Linked DNA regions of Mus musculus: region 2 is linked to region 1. A link is a loop called in an ENCODE intact Hi-C map of the cell type or tissue named here. Cell type or tissue: heart. All regions are shown on one strand. Each heading gives the region's core, and the rest is flanking DNA. Links, peaks and the distances in the headings are about the cores only. Region 1 holds the start of Pecam1 (platelet/endothelial cell adhesion molecule 1). Region 2 overlaps Pecam1 (platelet/endothelial cell adhesion molecule 1).

Region 1 (15,431 bases), core at 3,611-11,610:
ATTTGTAACAACATAGTCTCCAAACTGGGGATGTGGATCAGCAGTAGACCACCCACCTAGCATGCATAAAGTCCTCGGCTCGGTCCTCAGGACTGCCAGAAATAAAGAAATTGGTAAGTTCTTTAGGCTCCCAGACTTGCTCATACTGTGTGGTCTCCACCCTAGTTATGGGCTACTGTACAGACAGCATCCTGAACAGTCTCCTTTAGCTAGATAGGGTTGAGAGTTGTTTTATTATTATTGTTTGTTTGTTTGTTTGTTCGTTTGTTTGTTTTTCTGAGACAGGGTTTCTCTGTGTAGCGCTGGCTGTCCTGGAACTCACTCTGTAGACCAGGCTGGCCTCGAACTCAGAAATCCACCTGCCTCTGCCTCCCAAGTGCTGGGATTAAAGGTGTGCACCACTAAGCCTGGCTATTTGGAAGTAGTTGTTTTTTTTATTTTTAATTCCTGTAGTCTTTTTGCTTCTATTTGTTGAAACAGGAATGCTAGCACATCTGCATTTCTTGGTAATTATTTTTCTCTTGATGCTAGGAAATTGACGCCAGTGCCCTTCAAATGCTAGGCAAGCACTTGGCCACTGAGCCATACCTTACCCAGCCCCACTCCCCTACCTCCGTATTTTTTGGTGACTGAGGCAAGGTGCCCGTGGTAATAACAAACCCTGGGCCTCATGGATAATCACTTCTCTCCTTCACATTGCAGGACAACTATAGGAAACACTACAGGGGCCTCTCCAGGCCAGGCACTGTCCACAGTGCTGAGTGGGTCAACAACACGCCCTCCGCCCCCCCCCCCACTTCATAATAGATGCAAAAGAATTAAGATCAAACAAAACATTACATACTGTTACTGTTCATACTATTGTTCCTTCCGTTGTTCGTTTTTATCATGTGCATGTGTGTATTCTGCATATGGGTTTATGTACATTAACGCAATGTCCAAGGAGACTAGAAAGGGGTGTCCATTCCCTGAAGAGGAGCTAGAGTTATGGGCAGTTGTAGCTGCCCAACATGGCTGCTGGGCACCCCTCCTCTGCAAAAGTAGTAAGAACTCTTAACTCTTGTGCCATCCCTATCTTCCCTTCCCTACTGTCAATCCAACCAGCCCAGTTCATCAGTTGGAATCCCAGGAATGCTTCCCCAAAGGGAATTCGGTTCCACCTAAATAAAGACATGCTAGAAGGGACTTGTCTTTCTTTGAAAGGAAGTCTCCGGCCTCCAGGCAGCTGTGAGCAGCTATCTGAAGCATCCCACCCTACAACTCCGGCCTTGTCATTTCCCTCCTTTTCTATTTCCTCTTCCCCCTGATAGTGATCAAAGTCTGGAAGGGGATACCCTGAGCATCAGCCTCCGAGGCCCCCATGCTCTCTGCCTCGCTGCTGCCCGCTACCCCCCATTGCAAAAGGCATGGCTTGCTCTCTCCTTCATTCCCCTGAAATTTTATAATTTGGCTGTTCTGTCATTTTTCTCAAACTCGAACTGTCCTCTAGGTTTAACCAAAAACAAAAAAACCTCAATTAAAGCACCAAGTGTGGCTTTTTGTTGTTTTTGAGACAGCAACTCACTATCTTGGCTGGCTTGGAACTGGTAAGGTAGATCAGGCTGGCTTCGAATTTACAGAAATCCACCTGTTTCTGCCTCTTGAGTGCTGGGATTAAGAGATGTGCCACCACACTTGGCATGTGTGGATTTTTTTTTAAGATTTATTTATTTTATGTATATGAGTACACTGTAGCTGTCTTCAGACATACAAGAAGAGGGCATCAGATCCCATTACAGATGGTTGTGAGCCACCATGCGGTTGCTGCGAATTGAACTCAGGACCTCTGGAAGAGCAGGCAGTGCTCTTAATCTCTGAGCCATCTCTCCAGCCAATGTGTGGCTTTTGTAAGGAGGGTGGTATTGACACGGCTGATTTCTTTGACACACATCCACTTGTGTAACACGCACCTGGATCACTGGGAGGAACCTCATGTCGCCACTCAGCCAGCAGGAGTATCACAGGACGGAAGAGGGGGAAACCTTGTAGAAAACTCAAGAGGCCAGGTGCTGTGGCACACACCTCTAATTCTAGCGCTCCGGAAGCAGAGAAGAAAGAACTGCCAAGAGTTTGAGGCCACTCTGGGTCTACAATGCAAATTCCAGGCCAGGCAGGATTACACAGTGAAACCCTGCCTCAAGGGGAGATGGGGGTGCGGGGAGAGAAATGGCTCGGTGATTAAGAGCACTTGTTCTTGCAGAACTAGGATTTCATGCACTGACATGGTGGCAGCTCACGACCATCTAATACACATGAAGAATAAATAAATAAAAATAAAAATAGGGCCGTTGAGACAGCTTAGCAAGCAAAGGTACTTACTGCTGTGCCTGAGTTTGTGGAATCCCAGGACCCACAGGGTAGAAGAGAATTAACTCATGCAAGTTATCCTCTGACCTCTAAAAGCACCTCACAGGCTGCACACAAGCTCAGGCACACACACTAAATAAACATGCATTCAAAATTTTAAATAAAGAAAATTTCCCAAATGAGCCAGGCCAAGCCCTAACGGAGAACATAACCAGCTTCGATAACGTGGCAGCCGCTCTGCCCTAGACAGCCTCCAAAACAGCCCTCGGCCCTGTTACATCTCCCACATGACCATACCAAGGCTATCACAGGACTGACTCCCCCAATGGAGCCAGGACACTCCTCCTGATGTTAGTGTACAGCTTCCATCTAGTCAAGCTCTCTCCTCCAGGACCTCAGCCCTGGGTCAAAAGTCACATCCTGCAAGAGCAGCTAAGAAGGCGGTGTCTCACAGGATGATGAACGGAGGCCTTCAGTGTAGCCACAAAAGTCAGCTCAAAAGCAGACACCCAGGCTTAGTCAGCCTTCGTGGAACAACTTTGACCTTGACCAAAAGGGTCTATCATCACAAGATTGTGAGCCAGAGTTACCCACAAGACTGGGTGAGGTGCTGAGTTTATACTACTTCCAGCCAGAGTCTTGGAATAATTCAAGATTTTAAAAAAGATATTTGTTTATTTTAAGATAATCTTGCTATGTAGCTCAGGCTAGCCTTAAACTCTTCACAATCCTGCCTTGGTTTCCCAAGTACGGGGACTACAGTGTGAGCTGGCACACCCCTCTCCCAGCCCCTTTCATTTTCTGTTAACACAAAGATACTGAGTTTGGCTGGGCACTCCCCACTCTGTAACCTTGGCAGCCCTAGAAAGTCCAACCTCCCAGGTTCGGCTCTCTGAGGAAGCACTGCACTGAGTGTTTGTTTGTTTGTTTGTTTGTTTGTTTGCGACAGTGTTTCTCTGTGCTGTCCTGGAATAGTTCTATAGAGCAAACTGGCCATGAACCCACTATGTAGCCAAGGATTAGGTAGGATTTTGAACTTTATGGTTTTCCTGTCTCTATCTCCCAAGTCCTAGTGTTATAGGCTTGTACCACCATGTGTGGCTTTAGGGATCAAAACCAGGGAGCCACACATGCCAGATGAACTCTGAGGCATATCCCCAGTCCTGTTCTTTGGTCTTTGATTTTGCAAAATCAAGCAAACAGGAAAATAATACAGCCAGCAGATCTTGAGACTTCTCCACGTCTATAAAACAGAATTCTTACTCCTTGCTATAAGAAAATAATATAATAATAATACAGCCAGCAGATCTTGAGACTTCTCCATGTCTATAAAACAGAATTCTTACTCCTTGCTATAAGAACATGCCCTCCGAGGAGAAGCACACTGAAACTGCACAGAGGTCTCACCAGGATACAGGACTATTCACGGCAAGGGGGGGCCCAAGGCTCTAGGTGTGCACAGTATTGGAAATGTCCCACAGACCTCCTGTCAATGGACAATGCCCCCACCCCCACCCCATGCTCCTCATCAAGCCTCAAACTGTTCAAAAAAGTCAATGGCCAACAGGGCACAGAACAGCCTAAAGAGATCTAAGAGAGGAGGGTCTACAAACTGGAGTTCCAGGACATCCAGGGCTTCACAGAGAAACCCTGTCTGGGGGGTTGGGGGGGGGGGAGGAGGAGGGGTACAAACAATGTTAAATACTAACGGTTTAATGAGGGGGCTTCCTTCCCAAATTAAGGTCCTCTTAGTATGATGAGCCACCCCCAGCCACCTGGCTCTCAACCTGGAAATGACTCAGAGGGGAAGAGGAACTACCTACCATTGTCAGGAAAATTACAGAGCTCCTTGGAAGCCCTGAGGCACTTCCTTGCTATCACAGGACAGGCTGGCCCATCTGCCCTGGGGACTCTCAGGCATCTCCAAGTTCACTTCAAGTTCCCAGCCATGTGACATTTATCCAACTGTGCCGGGTACTGGGGGGGGGGGGGGTCCAGGAAAAATAAGAAATGACTCCTGCTGTTTGAGCGCGCAGGCTGGTGGATAATTGGCTATAACTCAGTTATGCAGAGAGGAAGGGATTGCCCGGGAGAGGGCAAGGACTGCGTGCTGGATGTGCGGGGGCGGGGGGAGGGGAGGATCGAGTCCACTGGGCCAGCGGCAGGCCAGCTGTTGGGTACTCCAGAACACAGAACAGCGTGTATCAGGAACAGGAGCATAAAACACCTGTGCACTCTGGGCGTGGCCAGTTTCAGGAGCGGAGTGTGGGAGAGAAGGGGTCAGGTGGGTCAGGATGGTAATGCCAGAAGTTACCGGAGTTCTAGAAAAATCACCATGGCCTCAGACTCCATGCCAGTGAGCAGCCAGGGGCTAGTGAGTAGCCAGGGGCGGATCAGATGGAAACGGCGGGGGAGGGGCAGGCAGGTGGGCTGAGCTAAGAGAGTTCTCCAAAGAACCGAAAGGGCTTCATCTCTAGAGTGATGGAAACCTTCTAGAACTATACGAGGCTGTACGTGCTCTAGATGTCAATGATATATTTTAAAGGCAGGCAAAGTGGCACACGCCCTTAATCCCAGCACTGAAGAGGCAGAGGTGGGCAGATCTCTGACTTCCAGCCCAGCCTGGCCTGCATAAGCAAGTTCCAGGATAGCCAGGGCTACATAGTGAGACCTTGCCTCAAAAATAAATAGATGAATACAGATTTAAAAAAAAATAAACTTTAGATTATATTTTACCACAACTTTTCAATGCCTAATTTGATTGACTATGGGACCTGAAAAATGGGAGACAGTTTGCTGGCTACTGATAATGTCAGGTAAAAGAGTGAAAAAGGAAGGCTTTGCTTCTAAGGGGAAATCTGAAGGCCTGGCAGATAAACATACTGCAGGCTCAGGATTAAAGCCTGAGGGTCAGGGGAGAGACCAGTATGACGGAGACATGCAGAAGACAGAGACTGGCTATGGAGACACTGTAACCCGGAGGCTCTAGAGACAGGAAAGGAAGGGGCTGGGCAGAACCAGTCTCCCTTGAGGGCAAGGAAAGAGGGTTTACGAGGGAGAGGAAACGGAAGGAAATCCTTAGTCAGGAGAGCAGGATCCCCTTATGATCTTTAGACAAGGGCAGCAAAAGTTACGGGATGGAAAAGGCTTGGCATCAGGTGGTCTTTGGTGGAGCTGAGATTCCAGGCAGAGAGGCCATGACCAGAGGAAGCAGAGGTGGCCATTCTAAACTAGCTTCAGAGGTCCACCGAGAGTGGAAGTAACTGGGGGCCAGGGCTGGGGGTCCTTGTGGTGAAGGAGGTATAGGCTCAGGTCCAGGTGGCCCAGCAGGGGCCTGGTCAGCTTGAGGGAATGTGCCTGCGCTCTGACACGGGAGGGAGCCAGCAGGATGGGTGGGAAGGCAGATTAGCCAGTGGCCAGGACTAGGCGGGAAGTCCAGGGAGTTCCCTCCAGGCAGAGGCAGGCTGAGGTGGACCTGAGGCCTGAGAAAAAAAGAGTTACGCTTAGCAAGAACCTGACTTGTAGAGTGGGGGAAAATAAACTAGAAAAACTGCAAAACCTACATTTCACATACTCCACTTGGGTAGCCTAGGAAGCAAGACACTGGCTTGCTTGCTTATCCCTAGGGTTGACCCTGCAGAGCTCAATCTCAGTGGCCTAGATGGAAAAAAATATATATAGCAGGGATCAGAGGGGTCAGCAGGCGCCTCATTAGGCCTACTTCTACCTTGTGGAGCTGATGCAAGAGGGAAATGGTTCTCTAAACTAATCAAGGGGCCCTTCCCATCTCAAAGCCCCCATGAACTCACTCACAGGCTGCAATTTTTTTGTTCTAGTCTGTATAGGGATGTCAGCACCTTCCTTCGAAGGCTGAAGGTGATCACCAAAGCACTGACTAGTTTCTCCTTCCACTCCTCCTCCCCCTCCCCCTCCCCCTCCCCCTCCTTCTCCTCCTCCTCCTTCTCCTCCTTCTCCTCCTTCTTCTCCTTCTCCTTCTCCTTCTCCTTCTTCTTTTTTCTTCCTCCTCTCCCTCCTCCCCCCTTCTTTTTGAGACAGGGTTTCTCTGTGTGTAACCCTGGCCGTCACAGAACTCTTTTTAAGTATTTTTACGCTCTGAACTTCCCTCTCTACTAAAACAAGAGGTCCTAGGAAAGCCCTCCCAATGGCTCGCTCGCTACGGCAAGCGATAGGGCTCAACACCCTCAAATGATCAATCGGATTAAGGAAGACCTAATCTTGCTACAACAAACCAGTCATCCTACCAAAATCAAATAGATACACTGGCTGCAGTGTCCTCCAGAAGTGTGGATGACTAGGCTTAATGATGCCTTCCAAAGCAAGGCATCTGTGCCTTCCCAGGGGAAGAAGGCTATTTCTAAGCAAACCAACATGGTGTACTATGGGAAAATGGTGAACAGTTCCTAGAAAGACTCCAACAGCAAGGAAGGGTAAGCAATGTCCTCCTTGAGGACACCTGGACTACTTGGGGGCCATGGTCACCCCCTTGGCAGACTCAATCATTATGGTTGTACTAACTTGGCTCTTTGGTCTCTGTCTTTTCAACTGTCTCACCAAAAGTTCTTTCAACGGGTCACTCGGCCCTTCATGGCTAAAAACTACTAACCACTATCTTGCCTGGAAGGGACCTTAGCATGCTCCTTCCACCACTGGGACTGTCACCCCACTCTAGCTGGAAGAAGCCCTCCCTCCCAAAACTACAACCCTCCCTCTGTACCCCTGCCTTTGCGCTCTCTCTCTCTCTCTCTCTCTCTCTCTCTCTTTCTCTTTCTCTTTCTTTCTTTTGTTCTTCTGAGACAAGGTTTCTCTGTGTAATAGCCCTCCCTGGCTGTCCTGGAACCTGCTTTGTACACCAGGCTGGCCTCCAACTCACAGAGATCTACCTGCCTCTGCCTCCCAAGTGCTAGGATTAAAGGCCTGTGCCACCATGCCCAGCTCCACCCCCTTCTTCTTTTTACCCTTTCATATTTGGGAATATATTATATAATAGCCTCAGGCCATGAGGAATTAAGTCAGGCTGCACTGGGCAATAGTCCTAGCCATAAAGAATGGCTCCGCCCCAGCCTGACTGGTCAGCTCCACCTGCAGAAACAAGGTGCCCAAGTATCAAAAAGAACCCACCCTGCTTCCAGTCCAACTACAAAAAAATAGCTGTAACTTCCTGGTAGTGATGCATATACACACATGCACACACACACACGCACCCCTACATATGCACTACGTGTGCACATACACACACACATCCCCAGCCCCTCATCCTTCATCCCTGGGGAAGGTTGAGGCTCCTTCCAGTTCCAACAAAGCAACTTCAGTCTATTGCCTGCTTCTCTGGGCCATGTTTCTTACAGCAGATGTCTTGTGAAGCAGAGAGAGAGACAGAGACAGAGACAGAGACAGACACAGAGATGGGAGACAAGCTATGGGGATCTTGAGATGCAAGAACCCTCTAGGGCTGGCAGGGCAGAACCCAGACAGGAGACAGAGAGTGCTGGGATGTAGTTCAGTCAGTAGAGTGCTTGCCTCACATGCTTAAAGCCCTGGGTTTGACTGCCAGTGCTGCATAAACCTGGTGTGGTGTGTGCCTATAATCTCAGCCCTTGGGAGAGGAAAGTAGGAGGACCTGAAAGTCATTGTCATCTGAGCTACACAGTGGGTTTCAGGTATATGACACCCTGAGGGCAAGAGAGAGATGGAGTGGGGATAGGGGGCACGGAAGGGTACAGAGCAAATAGGGCACAAATTTAAACTATAAAGGAGGGCTGGGGTGATTGCCCGGGATCATTTACTAATCCTATAGACAGCACAAATGACTCCTCCTCCCTTACTCCAATCTCAACTTTACCCTGCTCGAGCCACCAGGTCTGTGGGTGGTTTCCATTTTATAGTCAGGGGAAAAAGGTCCCAAGAAGCAAAGCCAAGCCGGCTGAGTGACACCAGGCTGGGGAGTATTGGGGAGGCTAAGGCAAGAGGAGTTAGAGTTAGTCCCTAGGCAGCCCGGGCTACACAGTGGGTTCAAGACTACCTTAGCAGTGTGAGACCCCAGTCCCCAACCAGAGCAAGCTAAGTAAAGCCAAGCACAAGCCCCAGAGAGATGTCTGGGTTCCAGGGAGCGGAGGCCGTAGTGCTGACAAGCCCTGACATTCTAGGCTGAGTCATGTCTTTCTGAGGCTCACCCATCCCACCCTTTAGTGGGGATGACTTGAAGACAATACACAGTCTGTCTCCAGGTGTTGCCAAGGGAGCCAGAAGCCTAAGGAATCACAGACTCACAGACCACAGCCCTCCCCACCCTGGGGCCACAGCTCCATCCCTGGCTCAACTCAGCCCTGTCACGTTCTTCAGCTCAAAAATGCCTGCAGCCCAGCATCCCTAGTCTTCCCACACTGGAATAACTTTTGACTGAGCCAGTGTAATCTGTGGCCTTCTTCCTGACCCACAATCCCTGGGCTGGGCTGAGCCTCTTCCTTCAGAGTCTCTGATGGACGGAGCGAGACAGATCCTCTTAATCTGAAAAATTCGGAGGTTCCGAATCAGCTCTCGAGTGGATGATAGGTCTGACTTTAAAGACAGGCAGAACCCTTCCCCACAAGCAAGCTCAGATAGGAGCGGAGCCTCCCCGGTGGGAGGGAAAGGGGATCTGGCTGGTCCTTTTTGTTACTCTCTTAGGACAGAGGGAGTCCTGACACCCATTTACTGTCTGCTCCTTCAGCCTCCATAGTCTGTCAAGTCAACTGAGTCTCATTTGTAAATTAAAACAAGTGAAAGGAAAAAAAAATACTTTTTTAAGTTTTTATTTTTTGGGAGTCGGTTTTGTACTGTTTCACGTAGTAGCTCAGGCCTCCCTCAAACTCCTATGGAGCCGAAGCTGGACTTCACTACTGATCTTTCTGTGTCTGTTTTCCAAGTACTGGGATTACAGACTCTAAATCCAAGCGAATAAAGAGAAGAGTTTGAAAGTAAACAATTAGAGGCATAGTATGATGTAAAAAGAAATAGCTTATGACAGAAAGACCACAAACATATAAGGAATCATATATATACATATATACATATAAGGAATTTTTTTAAAAAAACCCATCTCTCCCATTCCAACAAACAGAAACCCACCAAGATGTAAGACTGGTGTTCAGCAATTTTCTCCTACACCGCTGTCTCTAATACACACTCTTTGAACCTTGATTTAGAACAAGGCTTTGAGAGTTTTCTTAGTTGTTGTAAACACCAACCCTAAGCAGTCTGACATGAGTTAATTTCAGAAAAGACACAAAGAAGGAAGCCATGTGAAAATACCAGGACTTACAGTTTTCCTCAGCCTGGAGGCTTGCATCTGGAAGAGAAAGAAAAAGAAAGCCAATCTGTTGATTTCACGAATTCAAGTCTCATAAGAAGGGAAGAAGGAAGCAGGTTAGAAACTCACAGAGCACCAGCGTGAGTCCCAGAGCCAGGAGCATCTTGTCTGCCGACTGAGGCCCACCTCAGCTGAATCCTGAAAGACTTCTGCAGACTGAAGCACTCAGCTAGTTCTGTCTTCCGGCCATGCCTCAGGGGCAGAATTCTCTTGCCTGCCACAGACCAGAAGCCTGCTGTGTGAAAAGCAGAAACAACTCTGACAACCTCTCCAGGCGCGCAGAGACCAGCTCTGGTACTTGTCAGGTAATGGCGGCCATAGCTGGAAACCAAGAACAATGAGGTCTGGGCTGGCCTGATATCTCCTCAGGAAATGACTGGCCTTCCGGAGGGACCACTGAACCCAATGGCTTTGTCTAGAAGAGGAGAAAACAACAACAACAACCAAAAAAACCCACAAGTAGCATTTGCCTCAAAGTTCTTGCGCTTCTAGCCTCATCTGGGTTTGGGGACTTCTTCTCCTGACAGGACAAGGAGGTTTTATTTCCACTCAAAAGTGCTTTTGTGGGATACCTAGCAAGACCTGTTTGCCTTTCCTGTGGGCTCCCTATGGGGGCTGTATCCATAGAGTGTAAATCTGGGCCTCCTATCCTGCACTGGCCAGCTTCTCCGACAATATGCAGTCCTTGTGAGGAACGCTACTGGTGGCTCAGTAGAAAGAGGGATTTTCTTAAGCCGCTGCAGTGGTCCCTGATCACCGGCTTAGTCACCAAAGGAGCCCCTTTGGCTGTTTGTGTATGTGTGTTTGTGTGTGTGTTTGTGTGTGTGTGACTGTGTATGTATGTATGTATGTGTGTTTGTGTGTGTGTGTGACTGGGTGTATATGTGTTTGTGTGGAACTGTGGGTGTATGTGTGTGTCTGTGACTGTGGGTATATATGTGTGTGTAGTACACACTACTTTCCCCACTGCCAATTCCCAACCTTTCTTATTAAACATTTATTTATTTGTGTATGTGGAAGTAGGGTAGAATGCATGTGTACCACTATGTATTGGGGGGGGTGTGTCAGAGGTCAACGTGTAGAAATTCTCTCCTTCCATTATGTGAGTCCCAGGATCAAACTTAGATCATCAGACTCGACAGCTGGCACCTTTCTCCAGTGAACCGTCCTGTCCCCCTTTCATGCATGTTCATGAGAGAATGAATACATTTTGAGGGAGGAGTGTCTGTGTGCCTGTGTGTGCTTGGAAGCCAGAAGAGGCGATTGTCACGTTCTCCAGAGGTGATGGGACCTGAAATCCAGTCCTCATGATTGCTCTTAATTGCCAAGTCATCTCTCCAGTCCCCAGCTCACCCCTTCTCCCTCCTCCCGACACCCTCCTCCCCTACCATCGGGCTAACATTCCCTTTTCCCTCCCTTCATCCCTTCCTTCTTTATTCTGACCCAGGGGATGGCTAAATGGCAAGATGCCTTTGAACACAACCCTCCCATCACAGACAAACACCCGAGATTGCAGATGTGTGTTTAGCCTTGCCTCCTACGGAATTTTCTAGACTATAAATTGGTTTCTCTCCCTTTGATGTTTGAAAGGTTGTAACATTCTCTGGGAAAAGGCAGACCCCAGGCCTCCCTTACCCAGTTCTTGCTCACCCCCTTGCTTCCCCCTCTACCTTGGAATCATACCACTTCCTTCTTCGCCCTGAGCTCTAGTTGCTAAGGTGTTAAGTTCCCAGAATGCATCACATGCCTTTCTCATTGCTGCTCGCCTTCCTCTCTTCTTTTCTGACTAATCGTTACTCAGTTTCTCCTTACTCATCAATTTCTCTAGAAATGTCCCCACTCTTTCTCAAACTGAGCTGACTTCCTCCACGTTCCTTTGCCTCCCCAGACTTCTTCCTGTCAGATCCTTCCTACCGCATGTAGCAATGGCTTATTCTCCTCAGACAGACCAAGACCTCCTTGATGCCAGAGGAAGTGATTGGTTTTGGTAGATCAAGAAGCATTAGTCAGGGAGCTAGAGAGATGGCTCAGTGCTTAGAGCATTTCTGCCAGTTTTGAGGACCAGAGCTGGCTTCCCAGCACCCATAGCAGATTGCTCATACTACCTATAACTCAGAGGAGCCAGTGCCCCCTACTAGCTTCTAAGAGTATCACCACACATGGCAGATATCATGCACACACACATGTACACATAAATAAAAATAAAGAGCTTCCCAGTGGCGGATGTCTTTAATGATAACACTCAGGAGTCAGAGGCCAGTGGATTTCTGAGTTCAAGGCCAGTCTGGCCTACAGAGCAAGTTGTAGGACAGCCAGGGCTACATGGAAAAGCTCTGTCTTGGGGGGAAAAAAGCATAATAATAAATAGAAAAGCATTAGCCAGAGACCAGGGCTGCAGTTCTGGTAGAGCGCTGGCCCACCATTGATCACCACATAAGTCAGGTATGGTGGCACATGTCTGCAAATCCTATTTGGAAGCCTGATGCAAGAGGGTCAGAGGTTAAAGGTCTTTCATGGCTACATGTTTAGGTTTACAGACCAAGGTTCAGAAGACCCTGCCTTAAAACAAACAAAACCACAACAGTCAGGGATGGCAGCACACACCTTTAATTCCAGGGTTCTGGTGGTAGAGGCACATAGATCAATCTCTTTGGGTTCAAGGACAGTCTGGAGTTTGGGCCAGGGTCACATTGTGAGACTATGTCCCAAAACAATACAAAAGTAATAATAATAATAATAGACCCAAGGAGCAGTACTTTGATGCTTTTCCAGGCTAGTGATGGCAACTACTGTATTGTCAGAATTTGATTATTTCTGCCTTAATGGTTTCTGCCTACCTGCTTATCTGTCTTCCTTCCTTCCTTTCCTTTCCTTTCCTTTCCTTCCTTCCTTCCTTCCTTCCTTCCTTCCTTCCTTCCTTCCTTCCTCCCTCCCTCCCTTTCTCCCCTCCCTCCCTCCCTCCCTCCCTCCCTTCTTTGTTTTAGGAACAGGATTTCAGATGGCTTTGGCTAGCTTGAGCTCCTTGCTTCCCTGACCCAGCTGTAGCAACAAGCCCAACCTGCCACTTTGTTTCTGAAGCGCCATCCTTCAGGGCTTTCAGGGGTCAACAAAGACACATTGCAGTTGAGGACTAGTCTCTTGCCTCACTGTAAGAGCCACAAAGTGATGGTTTCCAGCTAGAAAACCATCCTTGCTCTGACTGGTTTGAAGAGCTGGTAAAGAGCCCTTCCTTCTTTTCTTCCTTCTCTCTTTTTGTTTCCTCCTCTTCTTTCATTTTGTTTGTTTGTTTTTAAGATTTATTTATTTTATGTATATGAGTATACTGTCGCTCTCTTCAGACACTCTATCTAGAAGAGGGCATCAGATCCCATTTCAGATGGTTGTGAGCCACCATGTGGTTACTGGGAATTGAACTCAGGACCTCTGGAAGAACAGTCAAGAGTCTGAGTCACCTCTCCAGCCCCAGTTTTTTGTTTTTGTTTTGTTTTGTTTTAGACAGGGTTTCTCTGAGTAGCTCTAGCTGTCCTGGAACTCACTCTGTAGACTTGGCTGGCCTCAAATTCATAGATCCTCTGCCTACCTCTGCCTACAGTGCTGGGATTGAAGATGTGTCCCACACCGCCCAGTTTGTTGTCAGGAGTGCTGAGATTAAATCCTGTTCCATCATGACCACCACCATGACCAGCTGTGGCTACATGTTAAAAGATAATAAGTTGAAGAGGACTCAGAGGGTAAGAACCTTTGCTGCTCTTGCAGACAGGGCCCCAGTTTGATTCCTAGTTCCCACACAGTAGTGCACAATCAGGAGCTGACACCCTCTCCGACCTCTGTGGTCACCAGACATGCAGGGGATACACATACACACCTGCAAGCAACATACTCATACCCATTAAAAAGTAAAAACATAGCCGGGCCGGGTGTTGGTGGCGCATGCCTTTAATCCCAGCACTCAGGAGGCAGAGGCAGGTGGATTTCTGAGTTTGAGGCCAGCCTGGTCTACAGAGTGAGTACCAGGACAGCCAGGGCTACACAGAGAAATCCTGTCTCGAAAAACCAAAAAACAAACAAACAAAAAACAAAAAAACATAGCCAGGCGCGGTGGCGCACGTCTTTAATCCCAGCACTGGGGAGGCAGAAGCAGTCGGATTTCTGAGTTCAAGGCCAGCCTGGTCTACAAAGTGAGTTCCAGGACAGCCAGGGCTATACAGAGAAACCCTGTCTAGAAAACCCAAAAAAAAAAAAAAAAAAAAAAAAAATGTAAAAACATTTAAAAATAGTAAACTAAGGGACAGAGAGAGAGCCAGGAGAGGTGCTTGCCACCAAGCCTGATAACCTGAGTGAGTCTGAATACACAACAGGAGAACCTAACTCCCACCTGCTCTCCCCTGATCTCCACACAAGCACAGTGATGTGCCCGCCCCTTCCACAAGAAACAAACAACTACAAATTTTAAATTAGTAATGAATTAAGTTGCTTCTTGTTTGGGTATGATCTTTTTCTACCTTCCTTCCCTCCCCTGTTCTTACTGAAGCCCTTGTTGGAAAGACAGGCAGGGGAGGCTGCCTACAACTGTGTTGACGCATCAAGGGTCTGACCCTACACTACCAAGAATGAATGATGTCACTAGACTGGACTAGATCCCATCAGGTCCCATTCTCTTCCTCCCCTCCTCCTCCTTCTCTTCCTCCCCCTCCTCTTCTTCCTCTCCCTCTTCCCTCTCCTCCCTCATTCACCTGAAGAAGTACACATGGTCATCTCTGTGTGTTGTGCTCCTGCCTACAAGGGCACAGGCCCATGTCACACCTAGAAAGCTGCCTACTGGCTTAAATGTCTGATGGCAGCCTTTCTGAGGAGCTGCAGTGGGTGGGCTGGGGGAAAGAGGACAGGGCAGGTGACAGACCCCTGGTGCGGGCACCAGGCCAGGCAGACCTCCATCCACTTCTAGGCTATGGTGACAATAAACATGATTCAGAGCCATGAGCCCCCAGCCTGTGTCCAAAGCTCTACTGAACCTTGGGAAGTGGCTGTGGAGGACTAATCCCCTATCCACAGGCATCGGACACAACCCGGCCAGGGTTTATGCCTGCAAGAGTGTGCAGGACAGAGAGTTCTAGTCTCTCCTCTGCGGTTTAAGGATGACCTCACTCCTTACCTAGAATGGAGTTAAGATGACCATCTACCCACTGCTTGCATGTGTCAGGAAGCTCCCATGAGAACTAGCATTCGTAAGCCACTTAACCCTCAGAGGGCACTGTCAGTCAGCTGGACACTGGAAACCGTGAAGGATTTCAAGAGTTGAAATCAGGTAGACATGAGTCCTTACGGCTCTCATGCAATGTCCCAAAGAAGGCAGGGGAAGGGGGCAGAGGTACTGGGTGATACAAATTGATACAAGTTTTAAAAAATTGATACAAGTTTAAAAAAAAAAAACGGTGAGATTTCCTCTGTAGAAATTGTAGAGACTGAGGAAGAACAGGTGTCCTGTGACGTAGAGGAAGAAGAGAGGTTATCTGACCTGGTTAAAGATGCCTAGAGGCAGGCATCTGCTTACCTCTGCGGCTGGACCCAGAAGGCTCAGACACACTTGGAAGGCTCAGACACACTGTAATTATCTATTGCAATCTATTGCACTGTAATTATCCCTGCAATCAGAGGGTTCAGGGGAACAAAGTTCATCTTCAGAGGGTGGGTATCCTGCTTCCAAATGGCTTCTGGCCTC
Region 2 (15,431 bases), core at 4,960-12,959, 53 kb before region 1:
TCAATTTCTAAAAGTAACCTCACCAAGAACCCTCCTGCAAAATAAACTTGTCTTGGTACAGGACACACTTTTTGTTGTTGTTTGTTTTGGTTTTGAATTGGGGCTCTCATTTAGCCCAGGCTGGCCAAGTAGCCAAGGCTGACCTTGGATTTCTGACCTCTGGCCTCTACTTTCCCCAGTACTAGAATTACATACAGGCTTCTGGCACCACACAGGGTATCTTAGTTTCATTCCTGTTGCTCTGAGAAAGCACTCTGACAGAGGGCTCAGCGGTTAAGAGCACTTTTTCTCAGCAGAGGACCCAGGTTCAATTCTAAGCATACACACATGGCATCTCACAACTCCAGTTTGAGGAGATCCGATGCCCTCTTCTGACCTGCTTGGGAACCAGGCACACATGGTACACACATACACAGGCAGTCTAAACACTATATATATATATATATATATATATATATATATATATATATATATATATATATATTTTTTTTTTTTTTTTGTTTTTTCAAGACAGGGTTTCTCTGTATAGCCCTGGCTATCCTGGAACTCACTTTGTAGACCAGGCTGGCCTCGAACTCAGAAATCCGCCTGCCTGACATTAAAGGTGTGCGCCACCATGCCCGACATAAATATTTTTTAAAATTTAAAAATACCTGACAAAAAGCAGCACTGGGGATAGAGATTTATCTCAACTCACAGCTGTAGGCTGTAGTAGCTTATAGTTGGCTCACAGCTGGGGAATAGAGCAGTGTAGTGGTAAATCTGCCCAATCTAGACCTGCAGCTTATAAATATTACAACTGAGTTGTGAGCTCTTTGCACAGGTTTATTGGGGTTGGAGATTTACTGCAATAGCTAGTCCCATCCATCCATGGGTCAAGAGCAGAGAAAATGAATGCAGGCCAGGCTGGCAGTCACCCGGCTTTCTCTAGGCGTCTACCGTCCAGAGGTGCAAACTCAGGGATGGTGCAGCCCACTTTTAGGCTTGGTCTTTCCACATGGTGAAGGCCATCAAGATACCCCCCCCCCTCCCACAGACATGAAACCCTCACACCTCCATTTTTCTTTTTTCTTTTGGTTTGTTTTTTGTTTTGGGCATGAATCCCAGTGCGTCCAAATATCTGTGAAGTTGTTTTCTGAGAGTTTTTGATCCTTAGTTGATTATTTTTCTGAGCATGTATTGGGTTCCTTGGAAAAAGACCCTCACTGCTGCCTTCTTTCCTCCTGAGCCAATGCATGCCAGGTAAGCATTCTACCAACTAGCTGAGCCCCATCCCCAGCCGGGGACACACTCATCCAGTCAGCACATGGTGGCAAGTCAGAGCTTCTAAAGATGGCATGGCACCCGGTTCTGACTTAGACACTCTGCCCTCACCCTGGCAGACATTCCACACGGTCCAGGTTCCTTTTCCTGGGACCCTGTAGAAGTCCTGAGACTGGAGAGAGTTTTCTTCACGTTGCAAATTCAGGACCCAACAATACTAGGCTGAACTAGAGTATCTATCGGTATACCCAAAAGTACTGGAGCAGCTGCTGGCACCACACCCACTTGTGCCAAGACAGTTCAGGAAAAGCGAGACATGCAGACCAGGCAGAAGTTAGGCTGCGATGAGGGACATTTTCCTAAAAACAAACACTCGGAAAAAATAATCACAATGCAGAAAAGACCTTCACAAAAAATATTCCATGTATCTGGCTTTTGAAAGCAATGGCTGAGGATGCAAAGCTCATCACTGGCTATAAACTGTGTCTGCTCTTCACCGTTGTCTCAGTCAGGGTTTCTGTGCCTGCACAAACATCACGACCAAGAAGCAGGTTGGAGAGGAAAGGGTTTGTGCAGCTTACATTTCCACGTTGCTGTTCATCACCAAAGGAAGTCAGGACTGGAACTCAAGCAGGTCAGGAAACAGGAGCTGATGCAGAGGCCATGGAGGGATGTTACTTACTGGCTTGCTTCCCCTGGCTTGCTCAGCTTGGTCTCTTGTAGAACCCAGACCACCAGCCCAAAGATGGTCCCACCCGCAAGGGGCTGGGCCCTCTCACCTTGATCACTAATTGAGAAAATGCCTTACAGCTGGATCTCATGGAAGCATTTCCTCAAGAGAGGCTCTTTCTCTGTGATAACTCCATCTTGTGTCAAATTGACACACAAAACCAGCCAGTACAACCTCTTTTTTTTTTTTTTATCATTTTTTAAAAAGATTTATTTAATTATTTTACTTATATGAGTATACTGTAGCTGTCTTCAGACACACCAAAAGAGGGCATTGGATCCCATTACAGATGGTTGTGAGCCATCATGTGGTTGCTGGGAATTGAACTCAGGAAGAGCAGTCAGTGTTCCTAACCACTGAGCCATCATCTCTCCAGCCCCCATTCTGGCCATTTAATGTGGAGAAGAGACAGTGAGAGTTGAATGGAAGAAGGAAGGGGAAGGAAGACCCAGCGAAAGAGTGAAAGATGGTCCAGTCTTTGAGAGGGAGAAGCAGGAGGATCAAGAGTGTGGGGCTAGCCAGGCGTGGTGGCACACGCCTTTAATCCCAGCACTCGGGAGGCAGAGGCAGGCAGATTTCTGAGTTCGAGGCCAGCCTGGTCTACAGAGTGAGTTCCAGAACAGCCAGGGCTATACAGAGAAACCCTGCCTCAAAAAACCAAAAAAAAAAAAAAAAAGAGTGTGGGGCTAGCTTGGGCTATATAGTGAGTTTGAAGTCAGTCCAGCCCAGGCTGGACTAATTAATGAAGTGCACACAATGAGACCCTGTCTCCAAATAAAATAAAATAAAAATGACGTAAAATAAAAAACAAAGCGGGGCTGGTGAGATGGCTCAGTGGGTTAGAGCACTGACTGCTCTTCTGAAGGTCCTGAGTTCAAATCCCAGCAACCATATGGTGGCTCACAACCATCCATAGCGAGATCTAATGCCCTTTTCTGGAGTATCTGAAGTCAGCTAGAGTGTACTCACATATAATAAATAAATAAATCTTAAAAAAAAAAAACAAAAAAACCAAAGCAAAACAAAAAACTTAGCCGGGTATGGTGGTGCACGCCTTTAATCCCAGTACTTGGGAGGCAGAGGCAGGCAGATTTCTGAGTTTGAGGCCAGCCTGGCCTACAAAGTGAGTTCCAGGACAGCCAGGGCTATACAGAGAAACCCTTCCTCGAAAAACCAAAAAAACCAAACCAAACCAAACCAAACCAAACCAAACCAAAAAAAAAAACCCAAAACACAAAAAACCGAAAAACTTAAAAAGCATAACGGGGGTGGGGGAATGGGGGTGGGGTTGGGGTTGGAGAATAGGGAGGTTGGTGAAGCGCTTGCCTCACCATCATTAGGACCTGAAGTGGACCCCAGCACAGTGCAAAGGCTCTGGCTACCCAGGCTGTTGGTCCCTGTGAGATTCCACTCGGAGACAAGAGAACTGCTTGGTTCTCTGTGACACTGGACACACTGAGAGTCCCTAGGCCTACGTTTACTTTATTGCCATGTGCCCTGTTCCAGTAGATGACACTTGAATGCAGATAACTGAAGAGTAAAAATCAATTTTATTTAATACAACTCCCCTCAGGGGCCCTGGAGCCGGGTGGCTGAGGCAAACGGAGAAGGCGAGGAGGGTTAGGTATAGTACACAAAATGTCGGCAGCTCCTGCCCACCCACTCTAGCCCACCCTGGGAAACAGCTCAGACCTTAGGAAACCGTTTCTTTAGTGGGGAATAAATAAAGAAAAATTAGTGAGAAAAGTACATATTTCCTTTTACTATTAAAAAAATAATAACAGTTGTTGTAGCCAGCCATTTCTCTTCTTTGGGCCTTCGGCATGGAACGGAAAGGAAGATCAAGGTGCGCTTTAAGTGCTCGCTCCAGTTGCCATTGCTGGCTTGAGGTCTGTCTTCAAGTGACTGGCCATTCCACGAGCATTGCTCCCAGTCAGCTGGTTGACTTTGTGTGTGTGTGGGGGGGAAGGTCACACAGGGGAACCAGGCAAACCTGAGCAGCACTGTGTATTTCCAAAGATTAAGATCAACCCAGAAAGAAGAGAACAACAGAAACAAAACAAAACAAAAAACTAACCCAGTGATTGACAACAGAGCAGAAGGGGGCTTCTGTGCAGGAGGACCCACGGAGAAGTACTCTGTCTATCCGAGACACAACATTTCAGCCTCAGAATATTCCAGGGCATTATTCTCCTGGAACCTCCTTTCACCCCCCGAAACACAAGGAAGACAGGTCAGGCTGGCCATTAACTAGCGCCTCTGAGTCTCTGTATACCCAACATGAACAAGGCAGCGGGGTTTAAAATTGGATGGCTTGGCCTGAAGGATTACTGCTTTCGGTGGGGACAGGCTCATAAATACGTGCACAGGACTCTCGCAATCCAGGAATCGGCTGCTCTTCTCGGGACATGGACGACCTCCCAGGGACGTGCACTGCCTTGACTGTCTTAAGTTCCATTAAGGGAGCCTTCCGTTCTCTGTAAGACAGAAGACAAGAGTTAGGGTTACACCCTGAGGACTAGAGATCACCCCGGAGGAGAGAGGCATAAATTGAACCAGTACAGCACACGAGAACGCCAAAGGGGCTGAGAATGTGGGTGCTTGGGTGTAATGCTTGAGGTCTAAGCTGCATCACCACTACCACCACACATGATTCATGTCTGTAATCCCGGGACTCAGGAGGTAGAGGCAGGAGGATCACAACTTCAAAGTCCAGTTCTAGGCTATCCTGGATATTGGGGACCTCGACTCAAACATACAAAAGCACTGAGCTGTGCCACCATCCTTTGGGACTCCGTCTTCTAGGGCAGCTTCTGCTCCCCCCCCCCCCTATCTTCTTTTCTCTCCATGATTGCTCTGTAGAGGCTGTCGTCACTACCTCTACCTTCTTGCTGTAGTATCAGGCCACTGCATCGATACCCACGTGCACCCAGTGTGGTGTCCCATGGGTGCTGCACAGGGATCAAATGGAAGGAACCCTCAGGTAGGAGAGAGCTTACACCTAACTCCCTCTGGACCTGTGGCTAGCAGACACCTTCTCTAGTCTGCCTTGGTTTTGTGTTTTGAACCAGAAACTCACTCTGTAGCCTGGGCCAGCTCAGTGGTCCTTTGGTCTTAGCTTTCTCAGTGCTGGGATGGTAGACGTGAGTCACCAGGCCATCTTAGGTCCTTAGGTCAGCTTAAAAACTTGGTTAACTTAAAAAATGTGGCTGGGTGTGGTGGTGCACACCTTTAGTCCCAGCATCCAGCTGGCAGAGGGAGATCTTTGTGCGTTTATGGCCAGCCTGGTCTACATGGCCTGGAATTCCAGCTCTGAGGGGAGCACAGAGTGTTAGGGCTTTCTGGTTTCCAGTCTAGTGGAGAATATATGTACCCCAGGCTCAGCGAGAGAACCTGTTTCAAAGGTAGTCATAAGCAACAGCTAGCACCCTCTTTGCCTCATGGTCCTCCACACACAATCGTGTGGGCATACAAATCCTTTATAAAAAAAACGTTCAGGGCTGGTGAGATGGCTCAGTGATTAAGAGCACTGACTGCTCTTCCAAAGGTCCCGAGTTCAAATCCCAGCAACCACATGGTGGCTCACAACCATCCGTAATGAGATCTGACGCCCTCTTCTGGAGTGTCTGAAGACAGCTACAGTGTACTTACATATAATAAATAAATAAATCTTTAAAAAAAAAAGTTCTGGAGGGCTGGTTAAATGGCTCAGTAGAAAGGCTCGCTGACTGCCAAGCCTGATAAATTGAGTTCAGTCCCAAGATCCAGAGGTTGAAGGAAAAGAACCAGCTCCCAGAAGCTGTCTCTGACTGTTGAATGCGTGTGCAAACGAACATGTAACAAGAATTTAAGGAAAAAAAAATCGAGAGTGCATTGTAGTGACAGTTACATTATGAATGTGACTCGTGCAACTGAATTCTCTGTTTTTAAGTGCTGGGGAGGCATTGCTCCATCTCTGAGCCATACCCCAGCTCTTGAACGATACTACTTTACAATAATGTAGTGGTTAATTTTAGGTTGTGTATGTTCTACTGTAATAATAAAAAAAAAGTTAAAAAAAAAAAGCCAGGCGTGGAGATAAATGTTCAGAACACAGCACTTGGGGCCATCAAGAGTTCAAAGTAGGGCTGGCGAGATGGCTCAGTGGTTAAGAGCGCCGACTGCTCTTCCGAAGGTCCTGAGTTCAAATCCCAGCAACCACATGGTGGCTCACAACCGTCCATAACGAAATCTGATGCCTTCTTCTGGAGTATCTGAGGACAGCTACAGTGTACTTACATATAATAAATAAGTAAGTCTTTAAAAAAAAAAAAAGGAGTTCAAAGTAATCCTCAGAAGAACCTGGGCTGTCTTCATATGTGACCTGTCTCAAAAGAGCACCAAAATAGCCCCAAATGGTAGTCTGAGTCACCCACCACCCACTTCCTGGTTTCTGGACCTTTATCTGACCTAGTACAGATCTCTATCCCGAAGAGGACAGACTCTGTCCCAAGGATTTCATAGTCCACCAATGATTTTGCTTGTGTGTGTGTGTGTGTGTGTGTGTACAATGTGTGCATATTCAGTTCTGTGCTATGGGGTTCATGTGGAAATCAGGAGAGCCTCAAGTACTTTCACCTCCCATTCTGGATGAGATAAGGTCTCTCTCTCTCTCTCTCTCTCTCTCTCTCTCTCTTTCTCTCTCTCTCTCTCTCCCTCGTTTGTCAAGACAGGGTTTCTCTGTGTAGCCCTGGCTGTCCTGGAACTCACTCTGTAGACCAGGCTGGCCTCAAACCCAGAAATCCACCTGCCTCTGCCTCCCAAGCGCTAGGATAAATGCCTGCGCCACCACTGCTCAGCTGAGACGACGTCTCATATTGTTCCCTGTTGCTAGTTGGCCCAAGAGTTTCAAGGGGCTCCCCACGTCCCATCTCAATGCTGGGGTTACCAATGCCTGGCTTTTATGTGGATTGTGGGGTTGAATTCACGGCCTCACAATTGCCACACAGGTGATTACCCACTGAGCCACCTCCCTGCCCTTTATCAATCCCAGATCAACATTTCGATGAAGTAATTTGGAGGCATGGGGGCATCACATTCTGACCAGGACACTCCTGAAGTACTCAGAAGTGACCTGAACTGACTTCTAAGATTTTGTAAAGGGGAAAGAAATTTGCAAGCAGAGGAGCTGGGCAGGCTGGGAGATTCGGGAGCTGAGAGCCTTGCAAAAGGAGAGCCCTGAAGAACAGGAAACACAGGCCCACGGTTCAGAACCCTCTGCGGACCGAGGACACCTTGCTGTAAGTGGAACTTAACAGAGGTGGGGGCAAAAGAAGATGTAAAGGTTGCCTGGCGTCGTAGGGAACCTGTGGCCAGGCTGGCTGGCTTCCTGGACTCTCCATTTTGTTTGGCTGGGCCTGGGGCTTTTAGCACAGGATGCAGACCTGAGAGGCCCAACTAGGAGACCAAGACTCTGGCTCCTCCCTTGCCAGGATGGAACTGCACAAACGGGCCAAGCAAGCCGTGTGAGCCCAGAGCGCTGGAGGTTTGCCAGCACTGGCAGCTGCTGCCTGCCGTTTCCTCCGCTCTTCCAGGGCAAGGAGCTGGGATCCTCGTGTCTAGCCTTTCTGCAGGCCCCAGACCAAGTCTCTCCCCAGATGCCTCTGTTCTCCCTCTCTTAGGGAAAACGGCACTGGATAATGGGACCAAGCTCACAGACAGGAAGGGCTAGTCCATCAGCAGGGTCTGGGGACTTAAACGTGAAAGTTAACACACTCTCAGTGAGGAGCGGACTTGTTATGCTTTAGTCAGAAGCCAGCTGTCAGCTCTGGATCTGCCCTGCTTCTGCTCAGCTTGTGCTCCCCCCCCATCTCCCCATACCCCCTCCCCCCTCCGTCCCCCAGTAACCCCAAAGACCTTTCTGACTCCACCTCCTTGCCCGGGTCCCTGACTCCTACTTCTAAAGAGTTCTCAGGGTGAGCACTTCCAGTCTATCAGGAACGAGCTGAGTGTTCTCTTAATCCCTGCAGAAATGCAGGTGAGAAGTCACCCAGTTTGCAGATCGTGGAAATGGGGCTGGGAGAGATGACTCCGCAGGCAAGAGTGCACAAGCCTGAAGATGTGCCTGAGTTCTAACCTTGAAGCCCACAGGAGAGGGAGATGGACTCTCAGACATTATCCTGACTGCATCTCTCACACACACACACACACACACACACACACACACACACACACACAGACACCCTTTTTATAAAAATGGTAACTGATGAGAAGACGGAACCTTACATACAGACTAAGCAGCTAGTTAGGATAATTCTGTATATGGTTCTCCCAGGCCTATGTCAAGCTTTGGCTTTGATGAATCCTAGGCTTTGAGTTTCGTGTGTGTGTGTGTGTGTGTGTGTGTGTGTGTGTGTGTGTGTGTGTGTGTGTTGCATTTCAGAGCCAATAAAGTAAATCTCTTAACCGTATCCACTGTTACCAGAGTGCTTGAGGAAAAGATCATTAAAGGAGACAGTGGCTTTTTTGTGATGGCTTGAGTCTGCAGAGTCTCATTTAACCCTTAAGAAAATCCCAGTGGGCAGATGTTACTTCGTCATTTTCACTATCATTATCATCACTATCACCACCATCGCCATCATTATCCGCATCACCACTACCATCACCATTTCTACTTTACAGGCAGTGGTGCTTAGGTTTGAGGAAGTCACCCACAAGAAGATTGTAGAAGTGGGACCCCGTTCTTCAGCAGCAGCCTCAGCCCCACTCCTGAGCAGGTCCTGTGACAACTCATCTCCCTGCTGGTCCTGGGGAGTGGGGAAGGGACCCCATCACTGACACTGTCTTGTTCCCAACCGGTAAGAGTCAGGGGTTCTGCCCACCATCTGGAGACCTTCGCATAGGTCCAGATTCGAGCTCTTTCTTTTAAGCACAGGGTGTTCTCTTCCACGTTATCTGTCTGCGTGGGCCACAAACCCGGTTTATAAACAAGGCAAAAAATGGCAAGAGGAAAAAGTGAAGTCAGCCTGTGCCATTGGAGCAAGTCAAACAATACCAAGCTCGTAGCTGGCTAAGTGGCTGTCTCATTGTCCAGATATTTCCTCAGGCCATTAAACAAGCGAGGAATGATTGCCAGGTTTGATTTCAGGAAGGAAGCCCCTCCCATTTCCCTGCCGAGCAATTCAGTGTTCATTTTCTTCTGACCCACGCTGGCTGGTTATTAGGGAAGCGCTGCATGCTTCTTTCATAAACAAAAGTTATTTGCTTCAAGATTCAAAATTCACTTCTCAACGACTGGGAAGCCCTGAGTTCCTGCCAGATGGTTTTATTATTTTGGAGGTAGGGCTAGCCCAAGTACTGGGAGCACCCTGCGACCAGAGTAGACTTTGGGGGCTGAGGGAAAGCCATTCTGCCACTGGCCTGGAGTTCAGAGCCTTTGTCCAGAGAGCCCCTTTGGGTGGAAGACAAAGTAACTAGGTTGGTTCGGCAAAGTTCCGACGGCTGGCCCGCAGCCCTGCCTTGGGTGGCCACAGATACACACGGCCATGGGAACAGCCAGTGAACTTTTTTTTTTTTTTTTCTTAATCAGGGTCCTACTCTGCCTGTGGAGCAAGCTTGTCATTATTCTCACCTCTTGGGAGACAGTCACTTTTTTTTTTTTTCCTTTTGAGACAAGGTTTCTCTGTGTAACAGAGCCCTGACTGTCCTGGAACTCAGGGCTAAAGGATTGTAGACCAGACTGGCCTTGAACTCACAGAGATCACTTACTGCAGCTAAGCACCACCAAGCCTGGCTTGTGTCACTTCTTAACAGTGAGGACAAAGCCCAGGCCAGGGCTTTTGGAGACGTGACCTCTGTTTCTGCTTCTCAGGGATTCTGGATGCTTTAGCAAGGCAGGCCCCCCATTTCTTCGTCTATGAAACAGGCTCCCTTGCCCCTTCCACACAACAGTGCTCTCAGCAGCCTGGGTGGGTGCAGCTAGGGAAGCTGTTCACCTCATTCCTCTTCGCCTTAAACAGACAGCCTTCATCCCCACAGAGAATGTCAGCGCCTTCCTGTCTGTCCAGAGCATAATGAGCTCTGTTTAGCAAGAATTCAGACCCAGCAAAACAAAGGAAGCCAGGGCCCCACTGAAGGCTACAGAGAAGTCTTGCTGGAAGTTTCTCCCAGACCCAAAAGACCAGTTCAGAGGCCAGTTCCTTATTTTTGAAGATAATAGCTGCCCTGTTAACCCCTGTGCTGCTGGGTGCCCACAGACAGGCTGGGAACCGGAAGGCAGTGGGTTATGAATGGGTTGAACTTAAACCCCTTCCCTCCCTCCCTCCCTCCCTCCTGAGTTTATTGTACATCCTTTTGTGTGTGTGAGTGTGTGTGTGTGTGCGCGCGCGCGTGCGTGCGTGCGTGCACATGCCTGTGTACAAATGTTCCTTTGTGAGTGTGTCTACGTGCATATAGAGGCCAGATGGCAATCTCAGACGTCATTCCTTAAGAACCATTCATCTTTTTCTTTTCCTTTCCTTTCCTTTCCTTTCCTTTCCTTTCCTTTCCTTTCCTTTCCTTTCCTTTCCTTTCCTTTCCTCCTTCCCTTCTTTCAACAGGGTCTCTCGTTGGCCTTAGGCTCACCATGCAGGTTGGCAAGCCCCAGGGACCTGTCCTCATCTCCCCAGGACTGGGATCTCACATGTTTGCCACTACAACTGAAATTTTCACTTTGGGTTCTAGGATTAAACCCAGATCCTTGTGTAAGTATGTGGCCAACTGCCCTATCTCCCTACCCTTCCTCTCTTCATCTCTCTTCTCTTCCCCTTCCTCCTTCCTTTTCCTCTCCCCTTCCCTCTCTCACCAGGGACTTAGTATGCAGTCCAAACTGGTCTTGCACACAAGCTCCTCTCTCAAGTGTGTGTCGCTCACTATGCCCGAGACTCTTTCTTACTAAAAGAGCAGAAAGACTCCCAGCGACATGGGAGGATTCCCATGGTCCCTCTCCCTATATAGACTGAGCTGTAACGGTATAGACAGGAGAATCAGTACTGGAACTGGCTTAGACTGCCAGAGGATGCCACGGTTCCTGGTCTCAAATGGGCCAGGTTAGAACAAGGTGCTGGCGAGAATTAGTAGAAAGCAGACCCTGGACAAATTGGGAAATAGTTCGTTGTTCTATAGAACACCTTTGTAAAGCAACAGCAACAGCCACATACTGCAGTCCTGAAAGGGAATTCTGTAGCCAAGGAAGGCCTCAAACGTCCACAACACTCCTCAGTGTGGTGATTCAGGTATGAGCTACTACCAAGCTTCATGGGTGCATTTTTAACGTAGTGTGTGTGACGTGTGTACTTACAGAGTATCTGTTTTCCATGAGATCTGCAAAACAAAGACGGCACAAAGGTGAGCGTGCGAGGTAGGGCAGCTTCACACTGGATCTGCTGCTGGAAATGTGCAAAGTGGCAAATGGCAAAGGGGGGATATAGAGGAGGGTTGGGGACGGGACAGAACACTAGTGTATAAGGGGGTCTCAGGCCATCTACTGATGGCCTTTTGTCTCTAGGCAAGCCCCTGGGATCTTCTCAGCCATGAGATAGGCATGTAGAGTCCCTGGAACGTCATTTGACCTTTTTGTGTGCTAGCTTTGATTTTTGTTTTTTGTTTTGTTTTTTTTTTAAGTAGGGCTTCATGTAGGCCAGGCTAGCCCTTTAACTTACTATGTAGTCCAGGATAACCTTGAGTTTCTGAGACTTCCATTTCCCAATTATAGGCATGAACCACCACACAGTTCATGGGGTGCTAAGAATGAAGTCCAGGGCCCAGTGCATGCTAGGCAAGCATTCTACCAACTACACCCCCACTGTGGCTTTTCTTTTCTTAAAGACAGGAGCTCTTTATGTAGCCCTGGGTGTCCTTGAGCTATCTGTTCAAAACTATCCAAGGTATCCTCAAACTCCCAGAAATCCACCTGCCTCTGCTTCCAGAGTGCCGGGATCGAAGAAGTGCAGCTTCTTGTGTGGCATTTTAAAGATTTTTAATTAGTAGAGAAAAATAGAAAACAGAAAATTAGAAAGTTGCAAATAAAAGTGATCTCTGCTCCACCCTCCACCCACTTTTGGTCCCTTCCACTGTCCCCTAGCAGTGTTCTGAGTGGACTGTTGGGGAGGGTCAGGGGAAGTTAGGGCGATAGGCCTGTGATGTGTTCCACCCCATCCTTTCATGCAGTGTGGTTTTGTAAGAACTTTCATAACCTTTCTTTTTCTTTCCTTTTGTTTTCTTTTCTTTTTTTTTTTTTTTTTTTTTTTTTTTTTTTTTTTTTTTTTTTGGGTTTTTCGAGACAGGGTTTCTCTGTGTAGCCCTGGCTGTCCTGGAACTCACTCTGTAGACCATGCTGGCCTCGAACTCAGAAATCCACCTGCCTCTGCCTCCCAAGTGCTGGGATTAAAGGCGTGCGCTACCACACCTGGCTCATGACCTTTCTTAAATGCCACTGTCCAAGTAGCTACACCGTCAAGTTAAGTGGCTACACAGCTGATTGCTTAACCAGGTTCCTAACTTTAAAAAGCTAGGTTCTGGGGCTGGAGAGATCGCTTAGTGGTTAAGGACACTGGCTACCCTTCCAGAGGTCCCAGATTCGATTTCCAGTACCTACATGGTGGTTCACAACTGTCTATAATTTTAGTCTTAGGGCATCTGACACCTTCTGCTGGCTTCCTCAGGCACCAGGCACACACATGCTACACAGACTCGCACACAGTCAGAACCCCCATACACATAAACAAAACTTAAAAACAAAAGAGGTTCTGTCCAGGATTTTGCTGTCTTAAGTAAATAATGTTGCCAATATCTTTGGCAGCAAATCTATTCTCACAGTTGATTTTACACTGTCTGCCCATTCCTGGGAGTAAGGATGGAAGGGGAGGAGGTGGAAGAGGAAGAGGAGAAAGAAGAAGAGGAGGAAGAAGAGTAGGAAGAGGAGGAAGAGGAAGAGGAGGAGGAAGAGGAGGATGAGAAAGAAGAGGTGGAGGAGGAAGAGGAGGAGGAGAAAGAAGAAGTGGAGGAGGAGAAAGAAGAGGAAGAAGAGGAGGAAGAGGAAGAAGAAGAGGAGGAGGAGGATAACTCAGGCTCTTGGCATCCATGGCCAAACTGACTAAGAGCAGAGCCTGCAATTTCCCTTTCCCATATGAGGCTCAAGTTGACGCATCCTTTTGTCAGAATGCACACTGTGCCCGGCTGCCCAGCCAGGCCACCGTTGTTATGCCCATGGCCTCTGACAAAAGCCTGGAAGTGGAGAGAGTGAGAGAGCAGGAAGCTCTGCACGGAAGGATCACATCACTGCCTGCATCACTGGAAGAGGAGCCTCACCACCAGATGGGAGGCTGGGGTAGGATTTGCCTCTTCGCACAGAGTCAGACTCTCCCGCCCATCCCAGGGACTGACTCTGTGTTGGGGCTGATTCTCCAGGTCTGGTGGAAACAGCAGCAATGAATACCTCATGTGCTCTCTGGGAAAAAAGTTCCCATGTGCTGGGGGCAGGGTAGGGGTGGGGACAGGGTAGGGGGTTAGGGGTTGGTGGCTGCTCTTACAGATGGTAAAGGTCATGGCGAGAAAGCCAAGAACAAGGGTGCAGGCCAGCTGGTTAAGTGCTTGCCTGGAACACATGGAGCCCTGGGGCTGACCCCCAGTATCATAGAAATTGGTGTGGCAGCACGGGGCTTATAAAGTCTGGTGTTAGGGAGGTGGAGGCAGGAGGATCAGGAGTTCAAGGTCATCCTCAGAGAGAGAGAGACAGACAGACAGACAGGCAGAGACACAGAGGAAGAAGAGGTGGAAAGATAGAAGGCAAAACCAAAAAATCCTAAGAAACAAACAAACAAAAAACCCTTTGAGCCTTGTGTGGTAGCTCTCTTTGTAAATCCAGCAGTCAAGCTGCCAGGCAGGGGGATTACCAAGAGTTCCAGGCTCTGTCACAAAACAACAAACAAATAAAAACCTGCTTTCCCCAAGTCTACTTCCCCTTCAAACCCTGTCATATAATATTCCATTGTTCCTAGTTAGAGGGAACAGGAACCGCTGTCCCAAAGGGGCCCCTCTTCTATTCTAGCGGGACAAAGGCAGTTGGCCTCTCAAAAAATCTGTACATCAGCCCAGGCACCGAGCAGCCACTCTGTCAGCCTCCACACACCGAGGGAGGCCATGACAGCTCCTCCTGGCCCAGGTCTCCACAGGGGAGAAGAACCCCATGTCCCGGCCTCCCCCACCCAGCCCACGTTCTCCAGAAGCAGAAACAAAATGTGACGTGTTAAAACTCTGCATGGCAGCCAGGCATGGTGGCGCATGAACACCTTTAATCTCAGCATTGGGGAGGCAGAGGCAGAGGCAGGTGGATTTCTGAGTTAGAGGCCAGCCTGGTCTACAAAGTGAGTTCCAGGACAGCCAGGGCTACACAGAGAAACCCTGTCTCGGAAAAACAAACAAACAAACAAAAAACAAAAACAACAACAACAACAACAAAAAACCACACAGGAGCTGGTGAGATGGCTCAGCAGTTAAGAGCGCCGACTGCTCTTCCAAAGGTCCCGAGTTCAAATCCCAGCAACCACATGGTGGCTCACAACCATCCGTAACGAAATCTGATGCCCTCTTCTGGAATGTCTGAAGACAGCTACAGTGTATTTACATATAATAAATAAGTAAATAAATATAAAAAAAAAAAAAACAAACCTCACAAACCAAAAAACAAAACTCTGCATGGGAGAAGGCAAGACTGATGGCAGGCAAGTCTGGGCCCACTTGGAGACTGTTTCTTTGGTGGGTAATGTTACACGATGGGGCACGGCGTAAGGTACTTTCCCCTCCTGCGTGTTCAGGCAGGAAGTGCCACCCTGGCAGTACCTGCTGGCCCAGCTGGCTTTGGGCCACACAGGATGGGTGGGAACCAACTTTCAAGTGTTCTTCTCTCCCTTCAGAGGACTTAGCCAGGACCCCACCCCCACCCCCACCCCTGCTCCTATTTTTTCCTTTTTAAATGTAGAAACAACAGAAATTTATTGCTCAGAGTTCTAGGAATGGGGGGAGGGGGTACAGGGGGAGGGAGGGCAAGATGAAGCCCAGGGCTCAGAGACCAGAGAGTGTTCCACCCTTAGACATGGTGGCTTCCTGCTGAGAGGCCTCTTCTCCTTAATTTAAATTGATGTAGGGTCTAATCCTGGCCCAGTCTAGCCTCAGATTTGCAGCAATCCTCCTGCCTCAGCCTTTCAAGTGCCATGATGTCCAGGTCAGGTTCTTTCTTGATGGTACTTCCTGTCATGGCTATCCTCTTGGTAAGGGGCAGTAAGGAATGTGAGAAAGATGAGGGATTTCTGCCCACTCGCTTCCCACCGCCCCCAGCCCCATTCACACATCCTGAGCTGGGTCTGGTGGTGCACAACTGTAATGACACCATTTGAGAGGCTGCCACAGGAAGGTTATGAATTGG

Evidence for each region. Hi-C counts contacts between places; a loop is a spot of excess contacts. Peaks named below come from ENCODE experiments on the same cell type or tissue, not always from the same donor. Only the 100,000 strongest peaks of a DNase experiment are listed, where the experiment ranks them.
Region 2: it touches region 1 in a loop (2.5-fold over the local background); 3 of 42 quality-filtered maps call a loop at or near these places.

What each region holds. Positions count from the first base shown.
Region 1 is chr11:106,705,238-106,720,668 of GRCm38, forward strand. It overlaps Pecam1 (platelet/endothelial cell adhesion molecule 1), which reads right to left and starts at 10,044. Exons shown (of 16, transcript NM_001305157.1): 1 at 9,782-10,044; 2 at 9,665-9,691. The coding sequence starts at 9,815. In heart, for the core only: a CTCF peak has its summit at 5,717; DNase peaks (open chromatin) are centred at 4,194, 4,604, 5,754 and 10,034; H3K4me3 peaks cover 2,847 bases; H3K27ac peaks cover 3,741 bases.
Region 2 is chr11:106,650,693-106,666,123 of GRCm38, forward strand. It overlaps Pecam1 (platelet/endothelial cell adhesion molecule 1), which reads right to left. Exons shown (of 16, transcript NM_001305157.1): 15 at 11,310-11,332; 16 at 3,521-4,470. The coding sequence ends at 4,441. Among named protein-coding and RNA genes, the nearest start is that of Tex2, 45 kb to the left of the region's middle. In heart, for the core only: no CTCF peak of the experiment used is centred there; DNase peaks (open chromatin) are centred at 7,549, 9,209 and 10,079; H3K4me3 peaks cover 634 bases; H3K27ac peaks cover 5,067 bases.